Linked DNA regions of Homo sapiens: region 1 is linked to region 2. A link is a contact called in ENCODE POLR2A ChIA-PET data. All regions are on one chromosome and are shown on one strand. Each heading gives the region's core, a stretch centred on a gene start or an enhancer-like site at or near the end of the contact. The rest is flanking DNA. Distances are from core to core; before and after follow the strand shown. Region 1 has its middle 31 kb from the start of HES1. Region 2 holds the start of LINC02028 (long intergenic non-protein coding RNA 2028).

Evidence for each region. ChIA-PET counts read pairs that join two places held with the same protein, here RNA polymerase II (POLR2A).
Region 1: POLR2A ChIA-PET joins it to region 2 with 13 read pairs in OCI-LY7. The contact joins the enhancer-like site here to the promoter of LINC02028 in region 2. POLR2A ChIA-PET finds 5 or more read pairs at or near these places in 3 of 52 experiments (HepG2, OCI-LY7 and PC-3).

Annotation. Positions count from the first base shown.
Region 1 is chr3:194,165,459-194,169,256 of GRCh38, forward strand. No RefSeq gene overlaps it. Among named protein-coding and RNA genes, the nearest start is that of HES1, 31 kb to the left of the region's middle. Within about 2 kb of position 1,578, at least 7 of the 41 ENCODE cell types and tissues checked have a DNase peak (open chromatin) inside an H3K27ac peak, as active enhancers do.
Region 2 is chr3:194,069,110-194,072,839 of GRCh38, forward strand. It overlaps LINC02028 (long intergenic non-protein coding RNA 2028), which reads right to left and starts at 1,861. Exons shown (of 3, transcript NR_136179.1): 1 at 1,713-1,861. It overlaps LOC102724877, which reads left to right and starts at 980. Exons shown (of 6, transcript XR_002959666.2): 1 at 980-1,166. RefSeq lists a silencer at 1,879-2,058.

The sequences.
Region 1 (3,798 bases), core at 328-2,827, 96 kb after region 2:
AAGGCAAATTAGCTGTTGCCTAGAGACTGGGGGAGGGAAGATAGGGTGCCAGAGAGGCAGAAAGGATCCTAAAGGGATGTGAGGAAACTTTTGAGGGAAGGGATATATCCACTGTTTTGATTGTGGTGAGGGTTTTACAGTTGTACACATAGGCCAAACTTATCACTTGCATACTTTATGTGCAGTTTATTTCATGCCAATCACACCTCAATAAAATTTAATATTAAAAAATAGATGTAGTATGTCATCTAGGAGCTCAGAGTCATGGTCTCGCTAAAGAGACGCTACTCAAAGAGAAAGAGAAGGGTTTTTGTCTGCATGTTTGTTTTGTTTCAACATCATCTAGCCCAGCATTGCCCACAATCGTCACTCAACATCCGGCCCGACTAACTTACAAGGCACTGCTGTCCTTACAAGTGTCCACACCTGCCATTTGATCATCTGGGTGAGAGGAGGGGGTCAATATCTATCTAAGTCTAATTTCCTGAGGCTTGTATCAGTTGCTTCTGAACTGTAAGTGGCCCTTTGGGGTAGAATTGAAAGACTGGTCCACAGGACCTTAGAGCTAGAGGAGTCCTAGGGGTCTTCTGGTCCCACCTCCATCCAGTGCAGCATTTAATCCACTGTACCTTGGAGTAACCTCCATCTAGTCTCTGACAATGTCTCCTGGGAAACTCCTAGTATTCACCAAAAGTCAAGAAACTAGCTGCATTCCAATGGGAAGAAGCCAGGGTAGGAGAAGAGGAAGTAAGAGAGCTGTCCCTGAAACCCACCAGGATCTTTATCCCTCCTTTCAATGAGGTTCCTTAGGAATCTCACAGTGGGAGGAAATCAATATCTTTCAATAGACCAGTGCATTTCCTTTGACCTGTGAAGGAGGGCTGGGGAGAAGGGGAAATGAAAGGATTTGATAAATGAGACACATTTGCCAACAGATTCTTTTTTAAAAAAAAAAAGAAAAAAAAAAAGCACTTCTGACTGGTTGGGCTAATTCAGTTTGGTTGGAGTGGTGTGTATGTTAGCTCTGACATACTTTGGGAACATCTTTTAATGTTTCATTGCCTTTGCTTTCATAATTGTGTGCATTTAGGACCAAGAGCCTGGGTTTCTTCCTTCTGATTAGCAACAAGATTCCTCACAGCTTTAGGGGTCTAGGGAAAGAAAATAAAAAAAGCCCTGCATAGCCAGACCAGGACTGTATCCTTTCTGCTGCTCCTTCACACCTTTTCAAGCTTGGTGATTTCAGCTACTTCTCCAAATGTAATAATCTTTTAAACTGTCTACATTCAATCTGTTCCCAGGCAGGAGCTTAAACTACCCGCCCGCTCGCCCGCCCCCCGCTTTGGAAGTTTATCGGACAGATCTACAGAGGCTTTTCAGGGAGGATGTTTACAAAGGACTTTTAGTGTTGCCAAGAAAAGAGAGAGAAGGGGAATGATGGGATTTCTGTAGGGCAGTTTCAGAGGTAGTGAGATTTTAACATAAAAAGGACCTTTCTTTACCTCCTAACACGTCCAAAGGCAGATGGCAACAGGGGCCAACAGCGTCCTTGTGGGCGGGGTCCCTCCTAATCACTGGAGCCAGTGGAGTTTTCCTGTTACGTTAGAGTCTTGGGCTCACTTATTACAGCTGGAACCATCCCAGAGATGAGAGCCTGTAGCTCCACGCTGCCCCACTCCTCTGCTTCCTGTAGAGTCCCTTTCTCTCATGGGGAAGGGAAGGAGCTTCTTAAAACGTAATGCTGTGCTTCATAACACTCGTAGCTATAATACATAACTGCTGCAATAACCATGTAAGAAAAAATGTGTTTTCTTTGGGGAGGGGGAAATTCTAGAACATGCCAATCACCACATCTAATAAATCATGTGACGAAAGCACAGGGCATTTTGAATATAAGTTCGGTAATATCAGAATGATTTTGAAGTTGTGTGTCTGTTAAGGTGTTTACAACTCCGAAAGTCCTAATTGTAATAAATTTAAATGCATTTGGTATTTGGTTTATTAAGCTTGGATTCATTATGTGAGACATTTCCCCCCCGTATTCAAACATACATCAATACAGAGCTAGCTCTGGAGAACAACTTTACTTAACAAATCACTTTAGAAGCTTTTTTTTTTTAAACATCCCAGAAAAATACTGCTGCAGCCAGACTTGGGAAACAATTTTTTTTTCTGATAAGGATGACATCATTTTATCCTAGTAAAAGCTGAGTTTTCATCATCATAATTAAGCAGGAGAGAAATGATTCCCCGTGAACTGCATGACAAGCTGTGTAACTGTAGTTAATTTTAATGAACAAGCTCCATTTTTGAATTGTTAATCTCCATTTCTTTCATTTTAGTCAAGACTAAAACTTAATGAATTTCAACAATGAGTTTCCCCCTCCCCTTTCAATGAACTCTTACATTTCAAGTACCTTAGAGAGGAGAAAATGAATTTATCTCATTTTTTTGAAGCTGAAGTCTTCAATTGTAAGAAGAAAGACTCTTCATTCATGGCAGCGTCTCTGTGTGATGAAAAAGAAAAATCTAAAAGAGACCTTCTAAAGAAAGTCCACTGCAAAGTGAGTGGGAGGTAGAGCTGTGTGTTGGGAGGAAGGGGAAGAGGTTGACGTTCAGCCGGAAATTTCTACAGGGGTTCAATACATAGGGAAGCCTTCAAGTTATGTAATATATTAGCATGAAGAAATCCTGGGCACCAAGTTTTATATTTCATGGCACTGTTGTCAGCAGAACAAACACACACATTTTTTTTTTGTTTTAATAAACAATTTTTAGAGCAGTTTTAGTCTCACTGTATTGTGTGTGTTTTTTTTAAAGAAGAAAAAACATGTGTCTCAACACATTGCCAAGAAAGAGCTTCCAGAACAAAGAGCAGCAGTAAGATAATTATTGAATATCAAACAAAATCCTGGAGCAGGCTTAACTGACCAGGTTACTTCCACCCACCACTGGGTGGTAGCATGACTGAAACCTTCATTCCCAGGTAAATCCTCAAATCTCCCCCATTCTCCGCAGGTCACTGATGTCCCTGTTTGGGGTGTGTGTGTGTGTGTGTGTGTGTGTGTGTGTGTGTGTGTGAGTGTGAGTGTGTGTGTGTCTTTTGAATCACTAGAATGCTGTCCCGATTGAATGTGATCTGCAGCCATCATGACAGAAGGTATTGTTCTGACCTTTTCAATCAACAGTTTTCAATCTAGGGCACACAGAGGTGGCTTAGACGGAGGTCACCACAGGGCATGTGGCCTGAACTATGGTCCTAGGCTTGAGTTTTAGGACACCACAGGATATGCATAATCAGCAAAAGGAAATGAAATGAAAGTTTCCCTGTTAAACTTCAATCATGCACGTACGTCCTCTCCACAGCCCCACTGCAAAGGAAAAATTTAGGGTCGCCTGGTGTAGAGGGTCCCAACCTTCACTGCCTAGAACCCTTCTGGGCTACAAGTTTTAAAAGATCTTTGCCCACCAATAGGTTACTTTTATTAAATAATAATTCCATTTCTCATTTTTCATTAATCACAACTAGTCCCAACAGCAGCTACCTTTTATCGAAGGCTCACCGTAGACCTACCCCAACAGCACCCTGAGGTTCAGATTCTTGTCCTTACTTTACAGGTGAAAGCATCGAAGTTCACAGAGATCAAGTAGTTCCATCAAAGCCACTCTGCTAGGAAGCAGATGAGCACAGGCTTGACCCCAGATCTGTCTGCTGTCAAAACCCAGGCAATGAATCACAGTTCTATTTGGCCAGGCAGACCTTCTTGTTTGCATGAGGTAGTCCCCAGGGTTACCACA
Region 2 (3,730 bases), core at 611-3,110:
TATGTACCACCTACTATGTACCCCCAAAAATTAAAAATTAAAATAAATTTAAAATTTTTTTTAAAGGATGTATTCCTCCACTCCCAAACCGCCTTCAGCAACTACTTCCAGGCACATCAAGTAAAAACTCAGCATTCAAAACCCTTCGAACACACCCAGCATTCAGAGTCCTCCATACTCTGGCCATACCCCCAAGCTTCTCTTACCTATTTCCCACGAGCACATGCTTTTTGTACCGGCCATAGCCAGCCCCTTGCTGCTGGCTCACCCTTGCCTCTGAAGCTGTGCCATACTGTTCCCTTCACCAGGCACGCCCTCCATGCTCCTATCTAAGCATTCCCTCCTTGAGTCTCTCTAGACTGAGTCACATCCTTTCCCCACTGCTATGGACTGAACTGTATCCCCCAAAAGCCATAGGTTGAAGCCCTAGCTCCCCGTGTGACTGTATTTGGAGACCTGGCCTTTATAGAAGTAATTAAGGTTAACTGAGATCATAAGGGTGGGGCCCTAATCTGATAGGATTGGTGTCTTCATAAGAACAGACTTGCTCTCTCTCTGTGGTCACATGACGACACAGTGAGCAGACAGCCTTCTGCAAGCCAGGAAGAGCACCCTCACTAACAACCTAATTCGCCATCATCTTGATCTTGGATCTCCCAGCCTCCAGAGCCAGGAGAAAATAAATGACTATTGTTTAAGCCACCAGTCTATGGTATTTTAGCAATCATTCATACACACACACAGCATCTGCTTTGTGCCAGCCACTATACAAGTCACTTTAGACGCAGTATCAGTTGATCTCCATTTTACAGATGAGAAAACCGAAGCTTAGATTAAGCAACTTGCCCAAGGTCACACATCTGGTGAGATTCCTAGCCAGTGGTAAATTGCATAACATTCAGCCAACAAACAGAGCAGCTGCCATAAGCAGAGTTCTCAAATAATCATTTGTGTGGAAATCAAAAAGGAGGGCAACACAGTCTCTGCCCTCAGGAAACTCCGGAAGGGAGGAGAGGACAGGTAGGCCATGAGTTACAGGGGGCCACAAACGTCATAAACAGGCGTTTGTCAAAGGCCGCCGGAGAACCGGGAAGCAATGATTGGGCAAATCTGGGAAGACTTCCACAGAGGAGGTGGCAAGCCGGAACAAGGCACACAAATGCCAGGTGCTCGTAGAGGGCTGGATACAATGGGGGCTTCACTACCAGGCCTGTCAGGTGGGGCACCCCCAGAAAATCAGGCTGAGGTGACGGACTGGGACGTCTCGCAGCATGAGGCTGAGTTTAGGCAAAGCTGTCGGGGTCCCAGGACCCATGATTTCCCCCCACCCCCGTCTGCCCCATTCCCAACTTCTCTATGGGGCAGGAACTCGACGAGGGGCACCATGCTGCAGAGAAAGGGCGCCATGCCTTTGGGGCTGGGGCTCGGCAGAAGGTCCTCTGAGCGTGGATTCCAACAGGAGCTCTGCCGCCACCCAGCAGGGTGACCTTGAATACGTCTGCCCGCATGGCTGGGCTTCAAAGACCTTGCCTGGGTGATGTGTGAGCACATGTGATTCCCGCTCACACCAGGCTCTAGGCTACCGTGCAGGCGGGAGCGCGTGGGGTGGTGCAGATCCCTTGCCTCGCCCCGGTGGGGGAGGCTGTTTCTGATTTGGGGGAGCAGGCAGCGTGGGGCCTCCCGTTCAGAGCTCTCTCACCACTGGGCCTGACCTCAGGGCGCCTGGCTGGGGCCAGGAAGGCGTTCGCGTCAGACAACCCCAGCGGGGAAGCCCCCCTCTCCCGCGGGCCAAACCGCAGCTTCTTGCAGCCACTCGCCCCGGCCGGTTTCGGGAGGAGGGCGGCGCTCCGAAGGCGGCCGCGCGCAACGGGGCCTCGGTCTGTGGACCAGCGTCCCCTGAGAAGCAGAAGGGGTGTGAAGGGCAGGAAAGGGGCCGTGCCGGGCTGTCCCTCCCGCCGCCTGCTCCGCGGGTGGCGCCCGGGGCCGGGTGGCAGCGGGGTGTGGGCGGGGAGACGCGGCGGGCGCGGGGGCGGCCGGGCAGGCGGCGCGCGCTCGGAAGTGCCCCCGGGCGGCCTCCGCGGCAGGCGGCTCCTGTTTCCCGGCTCCCGCCCGGGCGGGCGCGGGGCAGCTGCTGGGAGGTGAGCGGAGCAGCGTTTTCCCACAGTCTGGGGCGGTGACACATGGCGCTCACACATTCCACAGCCGGCGGCCGCGCCAGGCCTGGCTGCGAGTCAAGGCAGCGCCGGGAGCTGCCGACGAGCAGGTTCCGACTTTGGCACCCGCCGCGCCGCCTTCCCGCCTTCCCCACGCCCGGCGGGGGCGGAGGGGGACGCAGAGGGGCCCGCGCCGGCGGCTTAACCCTTGGACGTCTAGACACAACTTTGATCAGCAGTTTATTGAATCTCAGTGTGTGTCTCACCCAGGTGCTGAATAAATGTCGAATGCATGAATGAATTACTGAATGAATGAACGAATGAACGAACAAATGAATGGACGCGCGCACACATGCTGTAGGGAGCCCTTCTTGGCTCGCTCACGTAACGCACCTATGCAACAACTGGCCAATACGCTTTCCAAAGCTCCTGACTCCCACTCCGTACATTCTTTGGTGGTGTTTCTTTGAGACAGAGTCTCTCTGTCGCCCAGGCTGGAGTGCAGTGGCGTGATCACTGCAACCTCTGCCTCCCAGGTTCAAGCGATTCTCGTGCCAGGCTCCCACCACCACGCCCGGCTAATTTTTGTATTTTTAGTAGAGACGGGGTTTCGCCATGTTGGCCAAGCTGGGCTAGAACTCCTGACCCTGTCAGGTGATTCGCCTACCTCAGCCTCCCAAAGTGCTGGGATTACAGGCATGAGTCACCGCGCCCAGCCACTCTGTACATTCTTGAAAGGCCCCTGAAGTAAGGGGGGGATGTTGGCACCCCCAGTTTACAAGGAGGAAAGCGACTAGGAGAAGTAGCTTGCTAGGGGTGGCTTTGCACTTCTAGATTCAGATAGGAACCGCCAAAGAGATGGGGAATGGGGAAGCGGGGACATCCCCGTCATCTCCCCTCCCACCATTGGACATGGTAGGCCGGGCGGGAGTCAAGGCAGTGCTTATGCCTCGACTCCAGCCCAGAGCCTGGTGTGAGTGAGCATCACCTGTGGTCAGAGATCAGCCATTTGCCTCTGAGTCGGTGATGAGGGCGTTTGCCAATCTCTGGCGGGACTCCTTCCCACAACTCTCTGTTTACTGATGAGCAGTGGAAACCTTGATCAAAGACTATTCTGGCAACCATTTGACAGAAACAAAAACAATTTGAAAACTGCTTTAAAAAAAAATAGAACTTCCGATTCTGGGGTGGAGATCTGTTCCTATGAGATGGCACCATTCCTGTATTCTGCTTCCCTTGGGCCTCTGTGTGACTCCTCTGGACCTCCAGCTCCCTTACTGCATCTAACTGCCCAGGGTAGAGACTACACTGAAACAGGGACCCTTCACTCCAAATCCCACAAACCGAGGAACCGGCAAATCATCCCACAAAGAAGCTGCCCAGACCCCAGGGCGCAGGAAGGGCTCTGGAAACACTGTGATGTTTCCAGAACTGCCTTACATACATTGCCTTTCATTCTCACAACACCCTAATGAGAGGGGTGGTATTATTGCCCTGGCTTATAGCTAAAAGTACTGACATTTAAAGAGGTGAAATCACTTGCCTAAGGTCACAGAGCTATAAATGTACTTGACCCC